6 separate regions of the Homo sapiens genome follow, and regions 1, 2, 3, 5 and 6 are each linked to region 4. Evidence: chromatin loops called from intact Hi-C (ENCODE). Cell type or tissue: heart left ventricle. All regions are shown on one strand. Region 1 overlaps SLC44A3-AS1 (SLC44A3 antisense RNA 1). Region 2 overlaps LOC105378861 (a long non-coding RNA gene). Region 3 holds the start of F3 (coagulation factor III, tissue factor). Region 4 overlaps SLC44A3-AS1 (SLC44A3 antisense RNA 1). Region 5 overlaps ABCD3 (ATP binding cassette subfamily D member 3). Region 6 overlaps ABCD3 (ATP binding cassette subfamily D member 3).

Region 1 (4,000 bases), 140 kb after region 4:
AAGTGGCAAAGAAATCTGACACGTTTGGCAATTATTCCTGAGGCTCTGACCTCTCAATTGTTGAGTGTTGGAGGTCACAGTAAACAAACCATATAAAGATCATGTTGAAAGTCAACATTATTAATATACCATACTTGAAGGATATGTGGTTATTGTCTCACGTGTCCATGTGAAGAGACCACCAAACAGGCTTTTCTTTTTTAATTTTATTTTATTATTATTATACTTTAAGTTTTAGGGTACATGTGCACAACATGCAGGTTTGTTACATATGTATACATGTGCCATGTTAGTGTGCTGCACCCATTAACTCGTCATTTAGCATTAGGTACATCTCCTAATGCTATCCCTCCCCCCTCCCCCCACCCCACAACAGTCCCCGGTGTGTGATGTTCCCCTTCCTGTGTCCATGTGTTCTTATTGTTCAATTCCCACCTATGAGCGAGAACAAGCGGTGTTTGGGTTTTTGTCCTTGAGATAGTTTGCTGAGAATGATGGTTTCCAGCTTCATCCATGTCCCTACAAAGGACATGAACTCATCAATTTTTGTGGCTGCATAGAAACAGGCTTTGTGTGAGCAAAAATGCTGTTTATTTCACCTGGGTGCAGGCAGGCTGAGTCCGAAAAGAGAGTCAGCAAAGGGTGGTGGGATTATCATCGGTTCTTATAGGTTTTGGGATAGGCGGTGGAGTTAGGAGCAATGTTTTGGGGTCAGGGCGTGGATCTCACAAAGTACATTCTCAAGGGTGGGGAGAATTACAAAGAACCTTCTTAAGGGTGGGGAGAATTGCAAAGAACCTTCTTAAGGGTGGGGAGAATTGCAAAGAACCTTCTTAAGGGTGGGGGAGATTACAAAGTACATTGATCAGTTAGGGTGGGGCAGAAACAAATCACAATGGTGGAATGTCATCAGTTAAGGCTATTTTCACTTCTTTTGTGGATCTTCAGTTGCTTCAGGCCATCTGGATGTATACATGCAGGTCATTGGGGATATGATGACTTAGCTTGGGCTCAGAGGCGTGACAGTTATCTTATGAGATCACAAATAGGGAAAAAACTATCATGGCATGAGGTATAATTTTCAATGACAACATCATATTTAGATTCAAGAAGTGCTGAATCTCAAGCAATCCAGATGAATATGAAGATGCTGTGCTCTGAAAAATGGGCTTGAAGACTGGCCATAGGGAATGTCAAAACACTGATATCAAAAGTGCACTGGAAGAATTTGATTAAAAGTATTGCATTGTGAGTGGGTAAAGGCAGTATTTCTGCATTATAAACATGATGTGATTTTTTTTTTTTTTTTTTTTTTTTTTTTTGGGACGGAGTCTCACTATCTCACCCAGACTGGAGTGCAGTGGCACCGTGTCAACTCACTGCAACCTCCATCTCCTGGGTTCAAGCAATTCTTCTGCCTCAGCCTCCTGAGTAGCTGGGATTACAGGTCCCCACCACCATGTCTGGCTAATTTTTAAAAAAATATTTTTAGTAGAGACGGGGTTTCACCATGTTGGCCAGGCTGGTCTTGACCTCCTGACCTCAGGTGACCTGCCCTCTTTGGCCTCCCAAAGTTCTGGGATTACAGGCGTGAGCCACTGTGCCTGGCTGTGATTTTTAAATATATAATGAAAACTCAACATTTTAATCAAGATTTACAAATTAATGAATAGCATGTGATTTTACCTATAAGTAATTAAAATAACACATTATTATGCACAGACATTTGTCTATTTAATTAACATCCTGATATATTTTAATATCAACAAATATAAAAGTAAAAACCTTTTCTTAAGAGTTCATTTAGCAAATGAGGATGCTGTAATATTTGGAGTCACTCACATGTGGTACTGAGTTTTATATCGACTATTCCACTCTCATGGAAGTGATGACTATGTGTTCACTCACACATAGTTCAGACTAGCATACAGTCTGTCCTCAGTCAACGTGTGTTGAGTGTTGCTGTCATTTCAGAGATAAAGAAATACAGACTCCAATGAGTTAGGAGACTTGGCCAAAGCACACAGCAAATAATGAGTAGAGTTGGTTCTGTGACAGTTTTCTGACCTCCTGGCCAGAGTATAAGCCACTACAACCAGCTAGAGCACAAGGAATCATTTCCTCCTACCCCGCTGGGAGGATAGCCTCATCACAGGGCAAAGACTACAAAGCTTGTAAGCCATGAATGATATCTAGAGATATGTGTTATGTCTGGATCTGGCCACTGCTTAGGACAACTTCGTGCATGTAAGTTTGGCCTTTTGCTAATTTGTTATCAGTTCATGATAGCTGGCAAGCAAAATTGGCAATATTTGATCACTTGGCTTAGTAATACTATTTTCTTTCCATTTCAAATATTATCTCTTTTTGTCTCACATTCTTTTCAACACTTGATAGCAGCAGCTCACGCTGCTGATGCAACACAGGTGAAGAGCACCTTCCCCTCCCCCACCTGTGGGCTGATTCCCACCACGTGGATCCCAAGGCCATCCCAGGAACTCTTTGGAGGGGAGAAGCCCAGTGGAAACTGTCAGGCCTCTGAGCACAAGCCAAGCCATCGCATCCCCTGTGACTTGCACGTATATGCCCAGATGGCCTGAAGTAACTGAAGAATCACAAAAGAAGTGAAAAGGCCCTGCCCCACCTTAACTGATGACATTCCACCATTGTGATTTGTTCCTGCCCCACCTTCACTGAGTGATTAACCCTGTGAATTTCCTTCTCCTGGCTCAGAAGCTCCCCCACTGAGCACCTTGTGACCCCCGCCCCTGCCCACCAGAGAACAACCCCCTTTGACTGTAATTTTCCATTACCTTCCCAAATCCTATAAAACGGCCCCACCCCTATCTCCCTTCGCTGACTCTCTTTTCGGACTCAGCCCGCCTGCACCCAGGTGAAATAAACAGCCATGTTGCTCACACAAAGCCTGTTTGGTGGTCTCTTCACACGGACGCGCATGAAAGAAACTTTTTCAGATGTGTGGTGATGTAAGAAATACTAGGAAAAGGGTTTTGGTAGAACAGGCATAGCAACAAGGTTATTAATGTTGCAAATTGGCATACATTTTAATCAATGACATCAAATTTAGCCACAATTAGAGAAAGTTTTTTTTAATCACAATTTTATTAAGAGGTTGGAGGTATATTCTCACAAGTTAAAGAATGTGGTCTCCAAATATCATTTTAAGAACTGTACTTTAAAGAAATGTTAGCATTCCCTTAATTAAGAAATGCATGGAATATATGTATGATGGGGGGGCGTATGTGGGTGTGTGTGTGGGTGTGTGTGTGTTGTTTAAATCTTTCTCACTCTGGGCGAGGCAAGTTTTCAAAGGCTGGGCTGTCTCTGGGTAGAATCATGCCATAAGTTGCTTTCTGCCTTGCCCCCTCCCCACCATTCAACAAAAGTCCTTGTGGACCTCCCATCAGCTCCCTTCTTCCTTTCCATTCCCTCTCCAGGCCCCATGCCAGCCCTCAGAGTTGTCCACCATAAAACATTCCTCTTGGGGCCTCAGCTGGAAATGGCATGTCTCCTTTGAAGTGATTAGGTCCCAGAATGTTAGGATCAGAAAAGACTTGAGGTTGGGCATGGTGGCTCATGCCTGTAATCCCAGCACTTTGGGAGGCCAGAGGGGGTGGATCACCTGAGGTCAGGAGTTCAAGACCAGCCTGGTCAGCCTGGTGAAGCCCCATCTCTACTAAAAATACAAAAATTAGCCGGGCCTGGTGGCGGGCATCGGTAATCCCAGCTACTTGGGAGGCTGAAGCAGGACAATCGCTTGAACGGGGAGGCGGAGTTTGCAGTGAGCTGAGATTGTGCCATTGCACTCCAGCCTAGGTGACAGAGCGAGACTCCATCTCCAAAAAAAAAAAAAGACTTGTGTAGATCCCACGAGCAAACACTTCTCGTGTTCAAAGTAAAGGGCTCAAGGACCAAAGACCTCGATCTTCTGGGGTGACATGTCAGGGCAGACTCTGAGAATCATGTCTGGGGGTCTCTA
Region 2 (4,000 bases), 200 kb after region 4:
AGATCCTCTAATGCCAACACCAGACAGAAATACCACATTCTTGCCCAGGAAAATATACTGGGGGTACTTATGGCTAACAGAATTATAGGATGATGACAAATGGGTCCGCTGAAGACAGGGGTAAACACCCAACAAGTTTTGGTAGCCTCAGAGGGCAGTGCATCAGAATGATCTGATAACTGGCTTTCATACAAATGCTCTTAAATCAGCAGGGCAAATGGGATCTGATACTGCATTCTTGTTTCACAAGGCAGTGGGTTAGCTGGAGATTTGGGAAACTCTTACATCAAAAAATGATTAACACAAACATTAAGACCCTCAAGAGATATGATTTAAATACTGGAATATTTTATTTCTCTGAAATGCCTCATCCCCTGATGATCCCTGACAAATCAGATGCTACTATATAGATCTGCTGATCTCTCAGATCTAAGTTTCAGCACAATGTTCAAAGTTGCAGCTTTAAACAATGACAAAAAAATTACAGTTAAACTTCTCACAACCCTATATTGTTTCAGTCTAGGAAATGAAAATAAAGTCTGCTTTTACCCAGTGAGCCTCTAAAATTCCCAAATCCTTGGTAACAGATGAAGTAACTGACATAACTTGCTGCTTTCATGTGCATAAAACATCATTTTATTTTTTTCAGTCTCCCATGCACCAGGTTTTCAGTGAGTACCAAAAAACTAAACATATTTTCCAGAGTAAAATGTAGCATATTCCCAATTCTTAAGGCTCCTCGGAGGATTAAATGCTATTTAATGGACAGGAGAACTTGTTCTGATAAGTTTCTCAGACACTGCAACAGTGTAGGTGGAAGTGGCAGAGAACATGAGGGATGCAGTTGTCCACCACCCCGGGTCACCCTCTCAATCTCCTCCTTTCCTCCAGGAGAGGAGGCTGGCTTTCCAGGTGCCCTGGGCTTGGGCAGAGGAAGCTCTTGTCCCTCCCTGCTCAGTGCCCTGCTCAGCTACCATTCAGGTGAGGCTGCCCTGCTCCTGGGGAGTCAGGCTAAGTCTAACCCACAGAGAGAGAAGCTGTATCTGGACAAGTCTCTAGAGCCTCCTCCCCAGTGACCTTGGCTAGTGACAACCTATTCAGATGGGAACAGAACTATGCTCATTCCACACTTTGAGCTTTTCCCATGGAAATTTGTCATCATCTAACTATAGAATGTCTGTAAATGGAAAACTGAAAATGCCGATAATAAGCCCTCTCTATTGTGACTTGTGTTGGTGTTTGGCCCTCTTAGAGAATGTCTGCTGCTTTATATTAAAAAAAATATGTATATATATATATATATATATATGACAGAAAGGGAAGCCTATTATGTTACCCCCTTTCAAAATTTTTTGATGACTTTCTCCTTTCTACATAATAAAGCCTGGGGTTCTTATTCTAGCATGTACAGCCTGCTGCGAGCTACTTCAAACTACTTTCCCAGTTTTTTCTCTCATCTCATTCCACCCCATCTCCATGCCCATGTCCATTCTAAAAACATGCACATACACACTACACACACACACCACACAGCCTCCATAAACTCCAATGGTTCTACGTTAATTACTTTTTCTCAGGCCCTTTCTGCTCTTCTTTTCTTTCTTTGGGGTGCCCTTTGACCATTTCCCCAAGTTACTCTAATCACTATTCCAACTGCTCCTCCAAGCCAAGCTCAAATGCCTTCTGTTTCCTGAATGTTCCCCCAACCCCCTAGGCTGATTGCCCACCTCACTTTACCTTTTCCGGGGCCTTGCCGTAGAGTTATCTGTGTACACATCTATGATCCTGAAAGTAGGACCCTGTCCACTCAAGTCTGTATTGCCTCGGGCCTATCTGGGGTCTTGCATAAAGTAGATGCTCACTAAATATTAGCTGAACCACAAATCCACCACTCTCAAAGAGAAACTGAGGTCAGGGACCTGGAAAGAAATAAAAATGGCTCTACTTTTTACTCCTCCTGATGATTTCAACACTGACTTTGAAATTTTTCCTCTCCGCTCCGGCTTGCAGGCTGCAACAGGCTTCAGTACCAGTGACCACTGGCTAAAGCCAGGTGGCAGTGAAGATTCAGGCAGTTAGCTGAGTCCTCCAGGCTCCTGGCAAAGTAACTGGAATTGCAGGAGAGCCAGCCGGGAACCCTACAGCCACCTCCCAAATTTGAGGGTGGACATTATGCTAAGCTCCCACCCTTCCGGCCCCCCACCCTGTCCTTACTACTTGCCTCTGGGGTATGCAGTGTCTTCTGCAGACAGGGCACAACTGAGAAACTCTGGGCACGCTATTTCACACCAAAAGCAGAAATTGCTGGTTGTTTGGTCCCAAAGCCATTCTTTACTTCCTTCGTATCAGAAGCCCGGATTTTTAGTGGGGTAAATGACCTCCCACAATAAACACTACATTTCCCAACCTCCCTTGCAACTAGGTCTAGCCATGTGACTAAGTTTTAGCTGATGAGTTATAAGTGAAAGCAATGTATTCGACTTTCAGGAGGTGTTCTTGAAAAAAGCGAGTGCACTCTTTTTTTGTTCCTTCTTCTTGCCTGCTGGCTGGAACATGGAGGGGATTGCGGGAATCAGACCATAAAGTAGAAGCTAAAGGCCGGGCACGGTGGCTCACACTTGTAATCCCAGCACTTTGGGAGGCTGAGGCTGGCAGATCATGAGGTCAGGAGATCAAGACCATCCTAACCAACATGGTGAAATCTCGTCTCTACTAAAAATACAAAAAAATTAACTAGGCATGGTGGTGTGCGCCTGTAGTACTAGCTACTCGGAAGGCTGAGGCAGGAGAATCACTTGAACCTGACAGGCGGAGGTTGTGGTGAGCCGAGATCGTGCCACTGCACGTGCCACGTGCCACTGCAGCCTGGCGACAGAGCACGACCCTGTCTCAAAAAAAGAAAAAAAAAAGGTAGACGCTAAGGCTGAGAGCAACAAGACAAAAAGGGCTCATGTCCTTCCACTACATAAAATTGTATAAGCTCTGAATTGTCTATTGACAAACTTCTTTCATATGAAAGGGAAATATAGTTCTATCCTATTTTAGTCATTATTACTTTAGGTTTTTCTGCCATAGGCATCCAAACCTAAACCAAAAAGAAACATTCCTGAGCTCTGATTTCTTTCTATGAAATTTCCAATGTCATGGAGTTACTCCAAACGTTAAATGAAAAATCTCTTTACAAAGACTCCTAAAATTATAGCTTGACACACAGGTGTGGTGGCTCAATTCCAGCACTTTGGGAGGCCAAAGCGGGTGAATCGCTTGAGCCTAGGAGTTTGAAACCAGCCTGGACAACATGGAAAAACTCTACAAAAAATACAATAATTAGCCAGGCATGGTGGCACACACCTGTGGTTCCAGCTTCTCAGGATGCTGAGGTGGGAGGATCACCTGAGCCTGGGAATTTGAGGCTGCAGTGAGCCAAGACTGCCACTGTACTCCAGCCTGGGTGACACAGTGAGATCTTATCTCAATAAAAAATAAAAGTAAAAATAAATAAATAAATAAAAGACTCGTAAAGTTACAGCTGGACACCTGGGATGTGATTAGTAAATACCTTTTTTCTAACTCTTTTCTTTTCCAGCTCAGGTTTGAGAGATTTTGCTGTGACTTTTCCCAGGGGGCTTTATCATGCGTGTTCTCTCCAAAATTCTCTCCTGGTTCACTATAAGACACAGCATCTGGTGGAGCTGAAATAGCAACAGCTGTTACTCATGGAGAGCTTGCCACACGCTGGACCATACAGTCACTTTACACGGAAGATCTTACCTCATTACTATGACTGTGCAATGTGAGGTGAGCAATACCCTCATTTTGCTGAGGCAGAACCTGAGATTCCAGGGAGTGAAGTACTTTCCCAAGATTACACAGCTCATCAGCAGCAGTGCTGGGATTCAAATCTAGGTCTGGCCAGCCCTGGAATCCATGCCTTTGACCACATTGCTGCCTCTGCTGAAGGGCAGAAGACTTGGGAAAGCAGGAAGATTTCCCTGCTGCT
Region 3 (4,000 bases), 260 kb after region 4:
AAAAAGAGGATTGCATGGCTTAGTTTTGCAAACATAAATTTTGTGGGTTTCAGAGCTGGCAGAGAGCTCAAAGAGGAAATCATCAAGGGCAACTTTCTGCTTCGAGGAAGGAAAGTCTACAAGGGCTAAACCTGGATGTGCTATTTCAGTTCAGGCAAAGGAGGAAAATTAAAATTTTGCACAGTTTTATTCTGTTAAAACAAGTGGTTCAGTAAGCTAAACGAGATATGTATATAGTATGCATTAAAATGCAAGACTGACTTCCCTGGGAAAACGTGGGAAAGAAGGAGAGAGGAAACAAACAATTCTTACACTAAGAATTCTCCAGTCGTGTCTTGCAGGCAATATAGAGTAATAATAATAAAAATGACAGGAGATACTTTGACAGGATGGCTTAAAATGCCACTCAATAGATGAAGAGTTGTTCTCATGCTTGGCAAGTTTACAGCAAAGCCCAGAAGGAGAAGCCAGAAAATAATTTAGAAAAACCAAAGCTTAAAACTAGTGGCACACAACTCTGGTTACATTTTTCATTTTCATTTTTGGTTCCTCTGCATTTCGGTGGAACTCAGTCCCACAGATGTCTTCTTCAATGTGGGAACCATCCTTTCTGGAACCACAGAGCTGCAGATGTCACGCTGGAATTCTCCCAGAGGCAAACTGCCAGATGTGAGGCTGCTCTTCCTCAGTCACTATCTCTGGTCGTACCGGGCGATGCCTGAGCCAACTGACCCTCAGACCTGTGAGCCGAGCCGGTCACACCGTGGCTGACACCGGCATTCCCACCGCCTTTCTCCTGTGCGACCCGCTAAGGGCCCCGCGAGGTGGGCAGGCCAGGTATTCTTGACCTTCGTGGGGTAGAAGAAGCCACCGTGGCTGGGAGAGGGCCCTGCTCACAGCCACACGTTTACTTCGCTGCAGGTCCCGAGCTTCTGCCCCAGGTGGGCAAAGCATCCGGGAAATGCCCTCCGCTGCCCGAGGGGAGCCCAGAGCCCGTGCTTTCTATTAAATGTTGTAAATGCCGCCTCTCCCACTTTATCACCAAATGGAAGGGAAGAATTCTTCCAAGGCGCCCTCCCTTTCCTGCCATAGACCTGCAACCCACCTAAGCTGCACGTCGGAGTCGCGGGCCTGGGTGAATCCGGGGGCCTTGGGGGACCCGGGCAACTAGACCCGCCTGCGTCCTCCAGGGCAGCTCCGCGCTCGGTGGCGCGGTTGAATCACTGGGGTGAGTCATCCCTTGCAGGGTCCCGGAGTTTCCTACCGGGAGGAGGCGGGGCAGGGGTGTGGACTCGCCGGGGGCCGCCCACCGCGACGGCAAGTGACCCGGGCCGGGGGCGGGGAGTCGGGAGGAGCGGCGGGGGCGGGCGCCGGGGGCGGGCAGAGGCGCGGGAGAGCGCGCCGCCGGCCCTTTATAGCGCGCGGGGCACCGGCTCCCCAAGACTGCGAGCTCCCCGCACCCCCTCGCACTCCCTCTGGCCGGCCCAGGGCGCCTTCAGCCCAACCTCCCCAGCCCCACGGGCGCCACGGAACCCGCTCGATCTCGCCGCCAACTGGTAGACATGGAGACCCCTGCCTGGCCCCGGGTCCCGCGCCCCGAGACCGCCGTCGCTCGGACGCTCCTGCTCGGCTGGGTCTTCGCCCAGGTGGCCGGCGCTTCAGGTGAGTGGCACCAGCCCCTGGAAGCCCGGGGCGCGCCACACGCAGGAGGGAGGCGACAGTCCTGGCTGGCAGCGGGCTCGCCCTGGTTCCCCGGGGCGCCCATGTTGTCCCCCGCGCCTACGGGACTCGGCTGCGCTCACCCAGCCCGGCTTGAATGAACCGAGTCCGTCGGGCGCCGGCGGGAGTTGCAGGGAGGGAGTTGGCGCCCCAGACCCCGCTGCCCCTTCCGCTGGAGAGTTTTGCTCGGGGTGTCCGAGTAATTGGACTGTTGTTGCATAAGCGGACTTTTAGCTCCCGCTTTAACTCTGGGGAAAGGGCTTCCCAGTGAGTTGCGACCTTCAATATGATAGGACTTGTGCCTGCGTCTGCACGTGTTGGCGTGCAGAGGTTTGGATATTATCTTTCATTATATGTGCATCTTCCCTTAATAAAGAGCGTCCCTGGTCTTTTCCTGGCCATCTTTGTTCTAGGTTTGGGTAGAGGCAATCCAAAAGGGCTGGATTGCTGCTTAGATTGGAGCAGGTACAACGTTGTGCATGCCCCGTATTTCTACGAGGTGTTCGGGACGGCGTAGAGACTGGGACCTGCTGCGTACTGGCAAAGCAGACCTTCATAAGAAATAATCCTGATCCAATACAGCCGACGGTGTGACAGGCCACACGTCCCCGTGGGTCTCTGTGGAAGTTTCAGTGTAGCGACATTTCAGATAAAAGTGGAAAAAGTGAAGTTTGGCTTTTTTCATTTGTATGCAGTCCTAACTCTTGTCACACGTGTGGGATTTATCTTTTTCCATAACTTACTGAAAACCCTTCCTGGCGGGCTGAACCTGACTCTTCCTGAGCTGAGTCCTGGACTGGCACACTGATGGCTCTGGGCTCTTCCCGGTCAAGTTATAACAAGGCTTTGCCCATGAATAATTTCAAACGAAAATGTCAAGATCCTTGCCGGTGTCCTGGGATTACAAGGTGAATCTTGTCATGAAGAAATTCTAGGTCTAGAAAAAATTTGAAGATTCTTTTTCTCTTGATAATTCACTAATGAAGCTTTTGTGGTTGAAAAATAAAAAGTGAGGTTTATGGTGATGTCAGGTGGGAAGGTGTTTTATACATCAATACATTCGAGTGCTCTGAAGTGCATGTAATAATAGCTGTTTCTCTGTTGTTTAAAGGCACTACAAATACTGTGGCAGCATATAATTTAACTTGGAAATCAACTAATTTCAAGACAATTTTGGAGTGGGAACCCAAACCCGTCAATCAAGTCTACACTGTTCAAATAAGGTAAGCTGGGTACAGAAAAAGAAAATTAAGGTCTTTGATGTTTCTACTGTCCTATGCTGAACAAGAATGTCTTTAAAGCTGATTACTGGATGAAATTATTTAACAGATGACGAAGAAGAAGGGATTCTTGGCAATTCGCTGGCCGGTGTCATACTCTATTAGGCCTGCAACATTTCCAGACCTTAAACTGATAGAACATTTTAATTGTTTTAATTGTTTTTGGAAATGATGGGAGAGTTCCTAAGTGGAGTATAAACTGTGGAGAGATGAACCATCTTGAGTAGGCACTGAAGTGTGCTTTGGGTCATGATAGATTAATTAATCTCATCTAAACATTGATGTCTTTTTCTGTTGCTGTCTAGACTGTGAACAATGTCTAACACCTTAGGGAAGAGGTGGGGAGGAATCCCAATGTATACATTGCCCTTAAGCAGTGTTTGATTCATTCATCTTTGGACTCCATGAATCGAAATCTGGTAGAATACATGATCTTAGTGGAGGAGGCCAAATGCGTGACTCACTGAGCCTGGCAGAGCAGAAATACTCTGCTGTCTGCACCCTCTGGGTCTGGTGTGGCTCTGCTTCTTGGTGCCTCAACTCTGACTGGCAGCTGTCCCCAGGAGGCGATAATTCAGCATGTTCAATCTAAAGGTTATGACTTCCTTGATGGTTTTCACCATATTCTTGGCAAGTTTTTGGTTTTTGAAATGTTCTAGGAGGCTTGGTAGAGATCTTATGAAATAGAGAATAGCTGCTGTGGAAATTATTTTAATGCTAATTACATAAAAGTACAAAAGTAGCACTAGCTAAAACAAAAGGTATTTTGCTGTTCTGTTTTGTTTTAGCTTGTGCCAGGCCTTTTACAGCATTAGGAATGCAACTTCTAGATAACGATGCATCTTTTAAGTGAATGTTCTTGTTTTTCAAAATGAACTTCATGACAGTAGTTGCCAAACCAGCAAGGAGAACTTGCATGCATACGTGCATGCATGTGTGGATATGTATGGGGGTGGGGGGAGAGAAAGATGAAGGAATTTCATAACATGAAATAATGATTA
Region 4 (4,000 bases):
TGCTGGATATCAGCTCAGGATGGGACAGGAGAGGGCTCCATGGCTGACAGCACTGACAGATGTGAGTTCATGTTCACTGCCAAAAAGCACAGCTGTTGTCACAGGGCTTACAGCAGCACTCAGAGCATGAAGAATGTAAACCATTGTGTCTTTTATGGGTTGATATATCTATTTGCTTTTATAACAAGTGATTTAAGAGACAAATAACATTATAATGAAATAGATCAATATTGCTGCTTTAAGTGGGGGAACTGTGTGCCTCAACTTTCTCAAAGGCATACAGTCATTATTAGTAACAAAAATGATTGTACTAAGTGCTAATTTTGAGGATTATTGTGAGCAATTTGTGTGGGGTGGTGGTGGGGAGGCCCATTTGCCCCACACTGAATGCCCCAGCCCTGTCTGCTGCCTCGAATCTGTCCCGGGGTCTTACTGTGTGTGGGCCTCTTCCTGCTCCTGCCACATTTCTGCTCTCTGATGTTCTCTTCCCTCTTATTTGCTCCTCAACCTTGCTTTGCTTTTCTTTTTCCTTTTATCTCTCATTCTAAATTTTATAATCTTAGTTTTTCGGTTTTTAGAGCCATTTCTAACTAAGGAGAATATCCCTCACTTTGTTAACTAAGACGTTTATATAAGTTTCTCTTACCCAACCCTCCTCTACATCTTTGGAAGATTTACTGAGTATTCATTTCAAAATAATAAAACTAAAGAATGTTTTTAATACTCACAAATTAAAGATATTGGAACACTACTAAGTGTAAATAGCACAAAACCAAAAATATTTTACTCTCTGCATTTGAACAGCATGGAAAGACTGTGGAATCAAGTGTCACATCTATCTAAACCCCCCTCCCATACAGGTTTTATAATCATTTTATTATAGCTGCTTTCATCTGCTCATATTCAGCTCTTCTTGGATTTTTAAAAAACGAGCTCTTGTGCTTGAAGCCTTTCAGGGAAGGCTTCAGGGGCAGGGGTGGTTGTTGTTCTGGACAGTTAAGGGCAGTTAGGGTGGCACAGGCTAGAGGGAGGTCATGACCCATGGACCAATAACACAGTTCAGACAAAGTGCTTCTCAAATGGAAATGATTTGGCTTTACGGATCTTGTAAGAGCATTTAGATGGTGTTGGGCTGTCAGTCGGTTCCAGCTGTAGATGGCTCTTGCATCTACAAAACACAAAAGTGACCTGGAGAAACAAGAGTGGGGCCCATTAGCCAGGCTGGGCCAAGTGCTCCTTGTGGACGGTGACAGCAACTCCCACTGTGCAGGCCCAGGGCAGAGCTATGGGGGAAACGGTGGCTCCCTCTCCCAACTGCTTGCCAGATGGTAGCTGGCTCACAGCAGCCGGTTCCCTGGGGCAGGCTGGGACCAGGTGTGGTGGACGAGGCACCAGGGGGCCTGAGAGCAGACGCTTCCTTAAATCTGGACCCTAGATGCGCAACTCACCTCACCCCAGTCTCAGCCCTGCTCTGGCAACTTTTAACTGCCCTTACTCCAAGTACTCATAATTCAAACCAGAAGATGGAGCCAAGTAACTTGAAAGAGAGCACAGGGCTTTCAAGTGGTTATTAACCAGATGAAACAAATGACTTGGAGAACTCTGCCGTTCTAGTTAGAGCACAGGCCTCTTAGGCAATGCTTCTGTTAACTAATTGTTTAGTAAAATGAAAACTGATCTAGGATTTCTCATCTACCCTAAATAAAAGTCCTATTGCATTATGTGTGGCTGTTCATTCTCTAAGGAAATGGGAAGATACAAAGTGAAACTAAAGTGGGGGCAGAATGGGAAACAAATGTAACAGATAGAAATAAAGGCACAAATTTCAATGAGCAATGCGAAAGAAGGCTGGAATAAACAGAAGGCCCATCATGTCAAGAAAGGAAAACATTGTGAAGATAGGACTTGTTTCAAAGTTAATTTGTACATTTAATGCTATTTCAAACTAAATCCACTAGGATTATTTCGTGGGGTAGAAGGCTTGGCAAAGTATTGTTAAAATTTACCTAAGTGTATATTCAGGCAATTTATCAAATTCAAAAGGAGACTGGGTCATTTTGGGAGTACTTGTGTTATCAGTGCACGTGATAGGGTTACAGTGACAGAAGGATGACTTCTGTGGAGTACACTCAGTGGCCTAAAGATACTGCATATTACATACACTGTGCAAGAATTAACTACATGTTATAGACAGAAGGACTACATAAATAATAATGAATAAATAAAATTCTTGTTGGAACAAAGCTACACATAAAATAAATGAATAAAATAATAAATAAGCAGTAATAATAAAAAGAAAGTGTATAGGTTCTCAATTTACATCATGGCTTGAAATATATTCTGGATGAATGAGAATTAAACAGGCATTGTATCATAGAAAGACTTCACAGATGTAAATTTTACTATTTGCCAAGTTTCTAGAGGATGAAGGACTAAGTTTTCAAGTAATAGAAAATCATATTGGAAAATACTTGACTACAGACATAAATTAATGTAAAATGATAGGAATTCAAAACTAGGGATTGTCATATCTACTGCAAATAGTTTCTAAAAACCTTGTATCTTTATTCTAAGGTAGGATCATAAAAATTTTAGGGGAAAACAACAGAAAAATGAGCAAAAATGTTGGCCAGTTTACAAAGGAAGACATGCAGACACAGGAATAAATTATCATATGAAAGATGTAAACTCCTGATATTAAAATGAAAACAACAGTGATATAGCATTCGCTGACTAATGTCTTAAGTACTGTATGCACGTTAAAAATAAAATGATCCAAATGTTGGAGAGAGTGCAATGAAATAGTATGCTCACACTGAGAAGAAATTGGTTTGTGTTTAACATATGAATACCACAAATCTTTAAATTTTCCTCTGTCGCTGCATAGACCACTGGAAAGTGGCTTAGCCCTAATAAATGTACTTTAGTACATCCCCACATGAAGTGCAGCATAATGGATGAGAGCTCAAATTCCAGACTTTGACTGTTTTGTCTCTTACTGGTTTTGTGAATTTGAGCAAGTTATTAACTTTCTAGGCCTCCATTTTCTCTTTTTTTTTTTTTTTTTTTTTTGAGACAGAGTCTCGCTGTGTCACCCAGGCTGGAGAGCAAAGGTGTGATCTTGGCTCACTGCAACCTCAGCCTCCTGGGTTCAAGTGATTCTCCTGCCTCAGGTTCCCAAGTAACTGGGACTACAGGCACCCACCACCATGCCCAGCTAATTTTTGTATTTTTAGTAGAGATGGGGTTTCAACATGTTGGCCAGGCTGGTCTTGAACTCCTGACCTCATGTGATCTGCCCACCTTGGCCTCCCAAAGTGCTGGGATCACAGGCATGAGCCACCACACCTGGCCTAGGCCTCCATTTTCTTATCTAGAAAATGGGGATAATAATATTTACCTCTGTGCTGCAGGAATTAAATGAAATTATATACGATGAATTTAACACAGTGCTAATATGCAATAAGTATTCAATAAATGCTAGTTGTTTCTTTTCTTACTTTTCCCTTTTACCTGGATTTTTCTACTTAATCAAATTATTTAACTGTGTTTGCTTTTGTAAACTGCTTCAAATCCTTTTTGGAACCTGGCTGCACATAAATTAATCCATATTACCAGTGCTTTCTTAAAGCATTATACCAGTTTATGATGCCAATTCCAATGGAAGAGAGTAATTAGATAACAGGGTCAGTTGTAATAGAGAGTAGTTTGATAACAGGTCAGTTGTAATATTGTAACTACTATCCTAAGACTTAAAAAGCTCATGACCTTTGATACAGTAATTCCATTTTTTGGATTCTACACATGTTAAAAAAAAACAATTTTACATATGTAAAAAGATTAAAGTTTTCATACAAAATTTGTACAAAATTTATTTATAGTTCTGTTTATAATAGCTAAAACAATCAGAATGTTCCTTAAAAAAGAAATAATTAAATTATTCACTCAAGAACACTTTACACAGTTATTAAAATATTTTTGAAAATTATATGATAGCATG
Region 5 (4,000 bases), 290 kb after region 4:
AGGGAGGGAGGGAGGGAGGAGGAAAGAAAATAAAGAGAATTAAACTGGGTTTACTTTCAGGTTTTGAGCATTTCACATTGAGTTGAAAAGAACTGACATAGTGAGAATGGCACTACTGAAGCACCAGAATAAGTAATACACGTGCACCAATGTAAGCCTCATTTGAATATCTTTGTAAATTATAGTGACTATCTAATGAATCCTACTTACTACAGTACATTGATAAACATAGCTTATGTTATTCAATCTTCCCCCTTGTAGTCCTGACCTCTATTAAAAATGTCCCTAAATTTTTTGCCATCTAATTCTTCTTAAGACTTTTTCTCCTCTGTCACTGCTGGATAAGAAAAGTTTACTTCACCATATTTGTGATAAGACTATGCAAAGTTTAGTCAGTTACTATTAACAGATAAGAGTCACTTATAAAACTGGAGAAAAACTGTTACACCATTGCTTTCAAAACTGACAACTATAATATTTAAGAAAATCCTATTTTATAAAACAAAACCACCTTTTCTCCTTAAGACATATGTTTAAGGGAATACAAACCATAAAATCTAAAACCATATTAACCTGAATTCATATTTTAAAGAAAATAAAATTTCACTGTACCATTCAATGAAAGAAATACAAACCTCATGATGTTTCCAAAGAGATTTCCTATGAGACACAGTGAAGAGAGTGATGCCAACCTAATACAAAGAAAATGATTTAGGTTTAATGAGTAACAGAGTCACAAATTAAACTAGTCCATGTACTTTAAGCTGTTAAGAGGACAGTCTTCAGTGACTAAAGTTAAAAAGCAATGTCAATGAGAAAAAATTTACAACTGGATGCAAAATGTTTATAGCAATGGAAAGTACTGGCCATCAACCACATAATAAAAACTACCAGGTACTGGCATTAAGTGTATTATTTTCTTTTGGGCAAAAAACATATCTCCTATCATGTCTCCTATTTTATTGTGAAAAATATATGAGAGGAATATGAGAAGGATAAAAATAGCCAAAGGTCAAAATCAGGAAAAATTAAATCAGTATAGCATTGTTGACAGTCAACTTGCTTTTCAAATACAGGGTCATAATCCCCTACCGTAAACTACTGTTTTGGAATGTGTCTTGGAATTCAGATTTTGAAAATGTATTATTTAACACCCCCAGAGAGTTCTGAGGCAGAATTTTATAATTAAACACATAAATGTTTCTGTAGCAACACACATGGACACTGATATTGAGACATATAGAGTTTAAATATCTTTTGTTAGCTTAGGCGAAGTTTTACCCAGTGAGCTTGCTACAAAATTATGAAAAATGTTTTAAATTTAAGCACTTTCTGGATTTCAGATTGTGAATACGTATTTATAGATCTGTACTTCAGATTTTCAAAAAAAAAAAAACATTAATAGATAATAGCTGTAGTTGCTCTAGATCAGTGGTTCTCAACCAAGGTGGGGAGGTCAGTGATATTTGTCCCTCAGGGGGACATTTGGCAATGACTGGAGGCATTTTTATTTTCACAACTGAAAGCACTACTGCCATCTAATGGGCAGAGGCCAGGGATGCTTTCTAAACATCCTCCAGTGCACAGCAACCCTCAACCCTGCCCAACTAGGAATTAACAGTGAAAAGGTCAATAGTGCCAGGACTGAGAAACCCCACTCTGGGTCACTGTTCCTCCAAGTGGATCACTCAAGGCTGGCAAATGCATGCTTAGGGCATCTGGGAAATTTCCACCATGGTTTCTTAATTTTATTTTCATTTTGATGATAATTTTTAAAAGATCATTATAAGTATATTCTAGATCATTTTTACCATGAGATTCAAGTTCCTCGGTTTGTATCTACACCTCTGATTGCCAAAGTGATATAAAATAAAACTTCTAATGTGTAATAAGTTTGGCTGCACTGTAAAAAGGTTCTTAAATTGGTTAGGAATTGCATAATAAAATAAGCATATTATCAGTATTAATAAAACATATATTTCAACCATACCACACTTTTCTGATTTTTCAGAGCTCATTTAAGATATTATTTCTCTGTTTATGATACTACAATAATTGGATTAGACATCTACTTAATGCACACATTCTTTACATGAGGATATAAAAAATATATGAAGTATATAAGTCAAAATAAAAAGCAAAATGCAAAATAATGAAATTTGAACCTCAGATTCTATCTTTCCTTAATTAAATCCCAAACCACTGGTTTAGTTTCATCTAAACGGTATCATAGGTCTCTTTAATGTTGTAAATTTGAAACTGTATTTAAGTTTTGTCTGTATTTAATGTATTTAATGTGTAAGTTTATATTAGTTTTGTAGCTGTAAAAGAGCTCTAAGCTTAAGGAATTCACACCTCATCATGTTTATACATGTTTAAGTGGTATCACAGTAATTTAAATTATCAATGAGGCCCCATATGAATTTTCTTTTAAATGGAACTGATGTTTTATAGAATTTATACAGTCTTATGTGGGGACTTCAAGCCTATAGCTAGAGCATAAGAGGAAATCACGTGGTCAAAATTACCAGCAAAGAGCTGCTATGTCATTGAATCAACTGCAGACTACATGGTTTTATGTACATGAGAATACCATAAACATCTCTAATACCTATATATTTGAAAACCAACATGAACAAATGTATAATTATATATTACCAAAGCAAATTCAAGAATAGAAAATAAATCATTAACAAGATAAAATCAGTAGTTAAAATCTTTCTACAAAGAATAGCAAATTCTTTCATCATCACGCCAGTGCTTCTCAAACTTTAATGCGCATTTGAATCATCTTAGAATTTTGGTAAAATGCAGATTCTGATTTAGCAGGGCTTGAAATTCTGCATTTCTAACAAACCCCTAGGTGACACTGCTGCTGCTGATCATGAACACACTTGGAATAGTAGGAATTCATAATATATATACTCAATATGACCTTTTTTATTTATTGAGAACTCCCAAAGAACACATACAAAATGTTAAAAATCCTCATCTACCTCATTTACTTATATAGAAACTATAAAACAGCTAGGATATACTACATTTGTTCCAAAATTTAACCATAGTATAGATGTTGGTAACAATTTCTCAAAGAAAGAAAACTGATACTATTGAATAATTACTTAAAGAATGGAACCAATAAAGATAGCCTCAGACTTAGCTACTAAAAGCAGCTTTGGTAAAATATTGCTCAGGCTAGAAAATAAAACGGATAAATTAAAAATTGCCAAATAATTATTGTTGAGTTTTATTCATAAAAAAACTCTAATGTTTAGATAAAGTTAATGGAAAAATTAAGAAAAGGTCAGTTTATTAACTCTAAGTAATGAGGTAAAGTGAAATAGATTTAAATACGTTGTTTTATATAAATGAGGTATCTTTTATATCTTTTATCTTTTATATCTCATTTATATAAAACAACATATTTAAATATATTTCCCATATATAAAGAGAATTATAAAGAGATTTAAATATGTTGTTTTACATAAATGAGGTATCTTTTATATCTCATTTATATATCAATGAGATATCTTTTACATGACTACCTAAAATTTCTATATCATTTAGGAAGGAAAAAAAGGAAAAAGGGAGGAAAGAAGAGAAGAAATCAGTAGTGAGGGTCCTGTCTGTCAGAAGGAAAACTAACAAACAGAAAGGACATCCACACCAAAAACCCATCTGTACATCACGGTCACCAAAGACCAAAAGTAGATAAAACCACAAAGATGGGGAAAAAACAGAGCAGAAAAACTGGAAACTCTAAAAAGCAGAGCGCCTCTCCTCCTCCAAAGGAACGCAGTTCCTCACCAGCAACGGAACAAAGCTGGACGGAGAATGACTTTGACGAGCTGAGAGAAGAAGGCTTCAGACGATCAAATTACTCCGAGCTACGGGAGGAAATTCAAACCAAAGGCAAAGAAGCTGAAAACTTTGAAAAAAGTTTAGAAGAATGTATAACTAGAATAACCAATACAGGGAAGTGCTTAAAGGAGCTGATGGA
Region 6 (4,000 bases), 320 kb after region 4:
AGATCAGATGGTACACTTAATATTATTTTAATAAATCTATGCAATTTTATAAATGGGCACTTGAATATATTGATATGATAGTTTTTAATCTCATATTTTTTATTAAAAATGCAGTATAAAATCCTTTATAGCTATTTTTCAAAAAATCTTTAAGATATGTATACATACGTGTGTGTTTGTGTGTGTGTGTATGTGTGTCGGCCATAGGCAAAACAAACAAACAAAAAAAACCCTTTCCATAAACACATGAACCTCAAGTGTGTTATCTTACCAGTTTTCGGAAGACTGAGTGGACTGTCTGCTTTTCTCTTTTATTCCCATTGTAAAAGGCAATTTCTTCACTATTAAAGAAAATAATTTAGCAATTAATTTTAATGTTACCTATGCTTGGAAAATAATTGAAATACAGTATATGATGGCTGAATGTTTGTATTTAAATGGACATTTTGTGACTAAGAGCTTATCTGGTGCATCTCAAGCCACAGTCTATACCTGAGATTCTGTTCCTAGCTCAGCTGATCGGAGCACAGGAATACACTCCTGACTGAATCATATGCTGGACTGCAACCTATGGCATAGGTATCCTGGCTGCAAAAGACATACTGCACGAATTCTCAGAAATTCGAAATTAGAGAAAGAAGTTGCTGTGATGTACAGAAAGGCAGGGCTGGGACCAACATTGCAGACTTCAAGTTAAAGTACAGGCCCAAACAAGAAAGAGATGAAAAAGCAACAGCTAGAAAAAGATGGATAGTGATGACTTGACATACAGCCTTTTAAAGACAGAAAAGCAGGCTAAGTCCCACCGGCTTCAAAGTGCCAGCTCCCAGGAGGAAACCCTGGAACCCCATCATATCCTCACAACAATTCCACGTTTCCTGAGCAGATGTGCATGGGTCCACAAGGGCCACAGGGATCACGACTAGAAAAAAAAGGTATTTTATAGATGAAGAGAAGTTCAGTGTAGTTAAGTAAATTTGTAAAGGTTGCAGAGCCAGCAGGTCAGGGAGCTGAAATCATAACTCCTATCTGACCCTAACATTTATAGTCTTTCTATTACACAGGAATGATGTAAGCTTTCCCAGCAAAGTACCTCTTATGGCAGAGAAAAATATTTATAGAGAAGTCTAGAAGGCAAGGTTGAAATATTTCTTTAAAGTCTCTTTTTTCCCCTAAACAATTTATGTTTTATATTTCTATTTTGAAATGGACCTGCGTTTTTCATAAAAACAAGGTACCACCTACCTCAACCACTTCAAGTAAAATTAACTTCCCATAAGATATGACACATTTGTCACGCGTTTCATGGTTTCCTTGACACAATGACAGAGACTCAAGAGTATAAGAAGCCTACAATTCTATACCTCTAATTACTTTTTAAAAAAACTTCCTTCTATCTCCTCTCCACACCTAAGCCTATGGAAGAAGATGAGGTGAGGATTCTCCTCCTGAACTGAGTCATTTTAGCCTTAATGAAAAATCTGAAAGGATAAAACATCCTGGAATATTGATGGCTGCCCATCCAACATCTATTCTCTTCATTGTTCTTCTTCCTAAAATAATCCCAACTTTTGTAAAGTTATCTATTATTTTCCATGTACCCTAATGCTTTAGGAATGCCTCAACCCCATTTAGGGTCCCAACTGGTCTAAGCCAATCACTTTGCTGTGATTGCTTTAGGCATGGTCAAGTAACCATTCCAGCCAATAAGATATGAGGGAAAGTCAGTTGTGGGACTCTTGGGAAAGGTTTCTTTGCTCTCATAAAGACACACCAGGCGAGATGGCCCCTTTTTGTTTCTGGAGCTTTCTGCAGGGGAGAGGAGCTAGTGAAATCTGTAACTGCTATCGCCATCTTGTGGTCACAAGAAGAATTAGCCCGAGGAATGGGGCAGCATACAAAGCAGGGCAGAGCCAAGAGAACACCAGAGAGCCAGAGCCCTGATAATGCCATACCTGGAACTGCCCTGTCTTAAGGGTTCTCACGTGAAGCAGTGAGTGTTCTTATTACTGGAGCCATGAGTCATGCTTTCTGCTTCTTTCACTAAAAGGCATCTTTCATTTACTTGGCAAATCACCTCTTAACTCTATTCCGCTGCCTCCCTAGAGCAAAAAACCCTATTTAAAACTTGTACTATTTTAGCAATCCAAGGAAATAAAGGAAGAGGGAACTGTCATTTGCAAATGCCTATAGAGTAGAATATTAAATACATATTAGAACCCTCAAAATGACTTAACATTAACAGATCAATATATGAGAACATTTATTGAGCAGTTGCTCCATATAAAAAACTGAGCTGGAAGCTTTATATGTATTATCAAATTTAATCCTCATTGCAACCCTATATTATCTACCTATTATAAACAAAAGTGAAACTATGAATAATTCGCTAAAATCAAATACATGCAACTGATAAGTGGAAGAGGTAGATTTTGAAGCTAGTATGGCTGGCTCCAAAGTCCACACTTTTTCTTCCTATCTTACATTTAAAAAACTCTAGAAAATAGGTAGAGGCACATGCAGTGACAGTGAATCATTGAGCATTATGAACAGTCAAAATAAAAATATTTGTGGAAAAATTGAGACAAAATTGTCTTGGAACAGGTATTGTAAGTTGAAATTTGAATTGTAAACTGATTATGTCTGAAGTAAAATTAACAGAAAATTCATCAACAGAAGGTATGAACAGGTGAATCAGGAATACTACATGGTTAGTAAGAAAAAGAGTTCAAAATATTCATGATTACTACTTTATAAAACTAGTCTCTTTCATAATGTATATTTTCAACACAATATGCACATTATTACAGTAACAGTGTCACTAGACTTTTTGGAGTCAATTTAAATGACATCAATATCCATAGAAATTAATTTTTAGCAAGGCTTTAATGCATTTGTCTTTACCTGTTTGTGATGAGCCGAGAATTAACATATCTATATTCTCCTTCATACTTTTGCTCAGTTATTGTCATCTTACCAATGGGTCTTCGAAGTCGAGTTAGGAATAGCCCAGAAACAACCAAGTAGGCCATCATGCTCGCTGGGCCCTATTATTATTGGGAGAGAAAGATACACAAAGTTCTGGGATATAATAATAAATTCACTTAGATACAAACATGTACAATTTTTATAATTAACCTCAATGACTGAAAGAAATTGCCCTACTGGGTAATTTTTTCCCTTTGTTTTTTTTCTGAAAAAGTACACAGTAGCCTCTACACTTTTACTACTCATGGGCTTTTCCTCTTACCACTGTAGCTTATCCCTCAGCTCTCCTACATTTTGCTCACCTAAAAACTCCTAATTGCAGTTCACAGTTTTTCTATGTTATCTAACACTCTCCTGTTGGAACTCTTCTTGATAATCTCTTAAGATTCCACAATAATTCTTAGACCTCTTTTTCTTGCCTTCTTTTTTAATGTTAATATTCCCTCAAACTCCTTCCTTAGTTCTCTTCTCATCTCAAATCTATACCTCTAGTCCTATCACTCTTATGAACCCAAGAAATAAGTACTACACATCTTTACCTTAATACTGTGCAGATGCCTCAAGTTCAGCTCCCCCTGAACGAGCTCTGTCTTTCCCTGCGTGTACATCTTGCTTCCAGCTGCTGTACTATGTATTAATAACTTTGTACGTGACCTCATCACCCATTGACCATCCCAAGAGAAAAAGAAAGGTATGCTTGAAGCATACCTTTCCAAGTTCATCATAGGCACTTCCCTCATTCCCCTATATACCCTATACTCTGCCATACTAAAATATATAAATGTTTCCTGAACAGTTTCCATTCAGTGAGGTTGTTCTTATGTTTGGCAAGCCTGACATAATCTAATGGATGTTTACTTACCTCCCCAAAGTAGCTCAGATATCACCTCCAGTTCTTCTTGGCACTAAATACTTTCTTGAAACTTCTATTACTAAACTTTATCATGCTGCATCATAATTGTTTGACTATCTACCTGTTTTACCACATTGTAATTCCTCTTCAGCAGGAATT

What was found. Hi-C counts contacts between places; a loop is a spot of excess contacts. Peaks named below come from ENCODE experiments on the same cell type or tissue, not always from the same donor. Only the 100,000 strongest peaks of a DNase experiment are listed, where the experiment ranks them.
Region 1: a loop joins it to region 4, with 4 times the contacts of the local background. A loop is called at or near these places in 25 of 110 quality-filtered maps.
Region 2: it touches region 4 in a loop (4-fold over the local background); 33 of 110 quality-filtered maps call a loop at or near these places.
Region 3: a loop joins it to region 4, with 4 times the contacts of the local background. A loop is called at or near these places in 26 of 110 quality-filtered maps.
Region 5: a loop joins it to region 4, with 9 times the contacts of the local background. A loop is called at or near these places in 98 of 110 quality-filtered maps.
Region 6: a loop joins it to region 4, with 10 times the contacts of the local background. A loop is called at or near these places in 75 of 110 quality-filtered maps.

The regions. Positions count from the first base shown.
Region 1 is chr1:94,656,453-94,660,452 of GRCh38, reverse strand. The region is part of intron 3 of SLC44A3-AS1 (SLC44A3 antisense RNA 1); the gene reads left to right. Among named protein-coding and RNA genes, the nearest start is that of MIR378G, 87 kb to the left of the region's middle. RefSeq lists an enhancer at 628-1,146. In heart left ventricle, no CTCF peak of the experiment used is centred here; a DNase peak (open chromatin) is centred at 2,482; H3K27ac peaks cover 1,040 bases.
Region 2 is chr1:94,597,696-94,601,695 of GRCh38, reverse strand. The region is part of intron 1 of LOC105378861 (a long non-coding RNA gene); the gene reads right to left. Among named protein-coding and RNA genes, the nearest start is that of MIR12133, 56 kb to the right of the region's middle. In heart left ventricle, a CTCF peak has its summit at 2,033; no DNase peak of the experiment used is centred here.
Region 3 is chr1:94,539,199-94,543,198 of GRCh38, reverse strand. It overlaps F3 (coagulation factor III, tissue factor), which reads left to right and starts at 1,440. Exons shown (of 6, transcript NM_001993.5): 1 at 1,440-1,662; 2 at 2,831-2,942. The coding sequence starts at 1,563. LOC124904223 (a long non-coding RNA gene) reads right to left here and starts at 1,225. Exons shown (of 2, transcript XR_007066234.1): 1 at 1-1,225. RefSeq lists a silencer at 1,241-1,520. In heart left ventricle, a CTCF peak has its summit at 1,534; DNase peaks (open chromatin) are centred at 798 and 1,278; H3K4me3 peaks cover 4,000 bases; H3K27ac peaks cover 4,000 bases.
Region 4 is chr1:94,799,700-94,803,699 of GRCh38, reverse strand. The region is part of intron 1 of SLC44A3-AS1 (SLC44A3 antisense RNA 1); the gene reads left to right. Among named protein-coding and RNA genes, the nearest start is that of SLC44A3-AS1, 19 kb to the left of the region's middle. RefSeq lists enhancers at 1,187-1,246, 1,327-1,406. In heart left ventricle, a CTCF peak has its summit at 1,514 (motif pointing right); a DNase peak (open chromatin) is centred at 1,323; H3K4me3 peaks cover 496 bases; H3K27ac peaks cover 2,001 bases.
Region 5 is chr1:94,511,838-94,515,837 of GRCh38, reverse strand. It overlaps ABCD3 (ATP binding cassette subfamily D member 3), which reads right to left. Exons shown (of 23, transcript NM_002858.4): 22 at 636-692. Among named protein-coding and RNA genes, the nearest start is that of F3, 28 kb to the left of the region's middle. In heart left ventricle, a CTCF peak has its summit at 1,542 (motif pointing left); no DNase peak of the experiment used is centred here.
Region 6 is chr1:94,479,511-94,483,510 of GRCh38, reverse strand. ABCD3 (ATP binding cassette subfamily D member 3) reads right to left here. Exons shown (of 23, transcript NM_002858.4): 9 at 2,905-3,047; 10 at 272-341. Among named protein-coding and RNA genes, the nearest start is that of F3, 60 kb to the left of the region's middle. In heart left ventricle, CTCF peaks have their summits at 1,862 (motif pointing left) and 1,880 (motif pointing left); no DNase peak of the experiment used is centred here.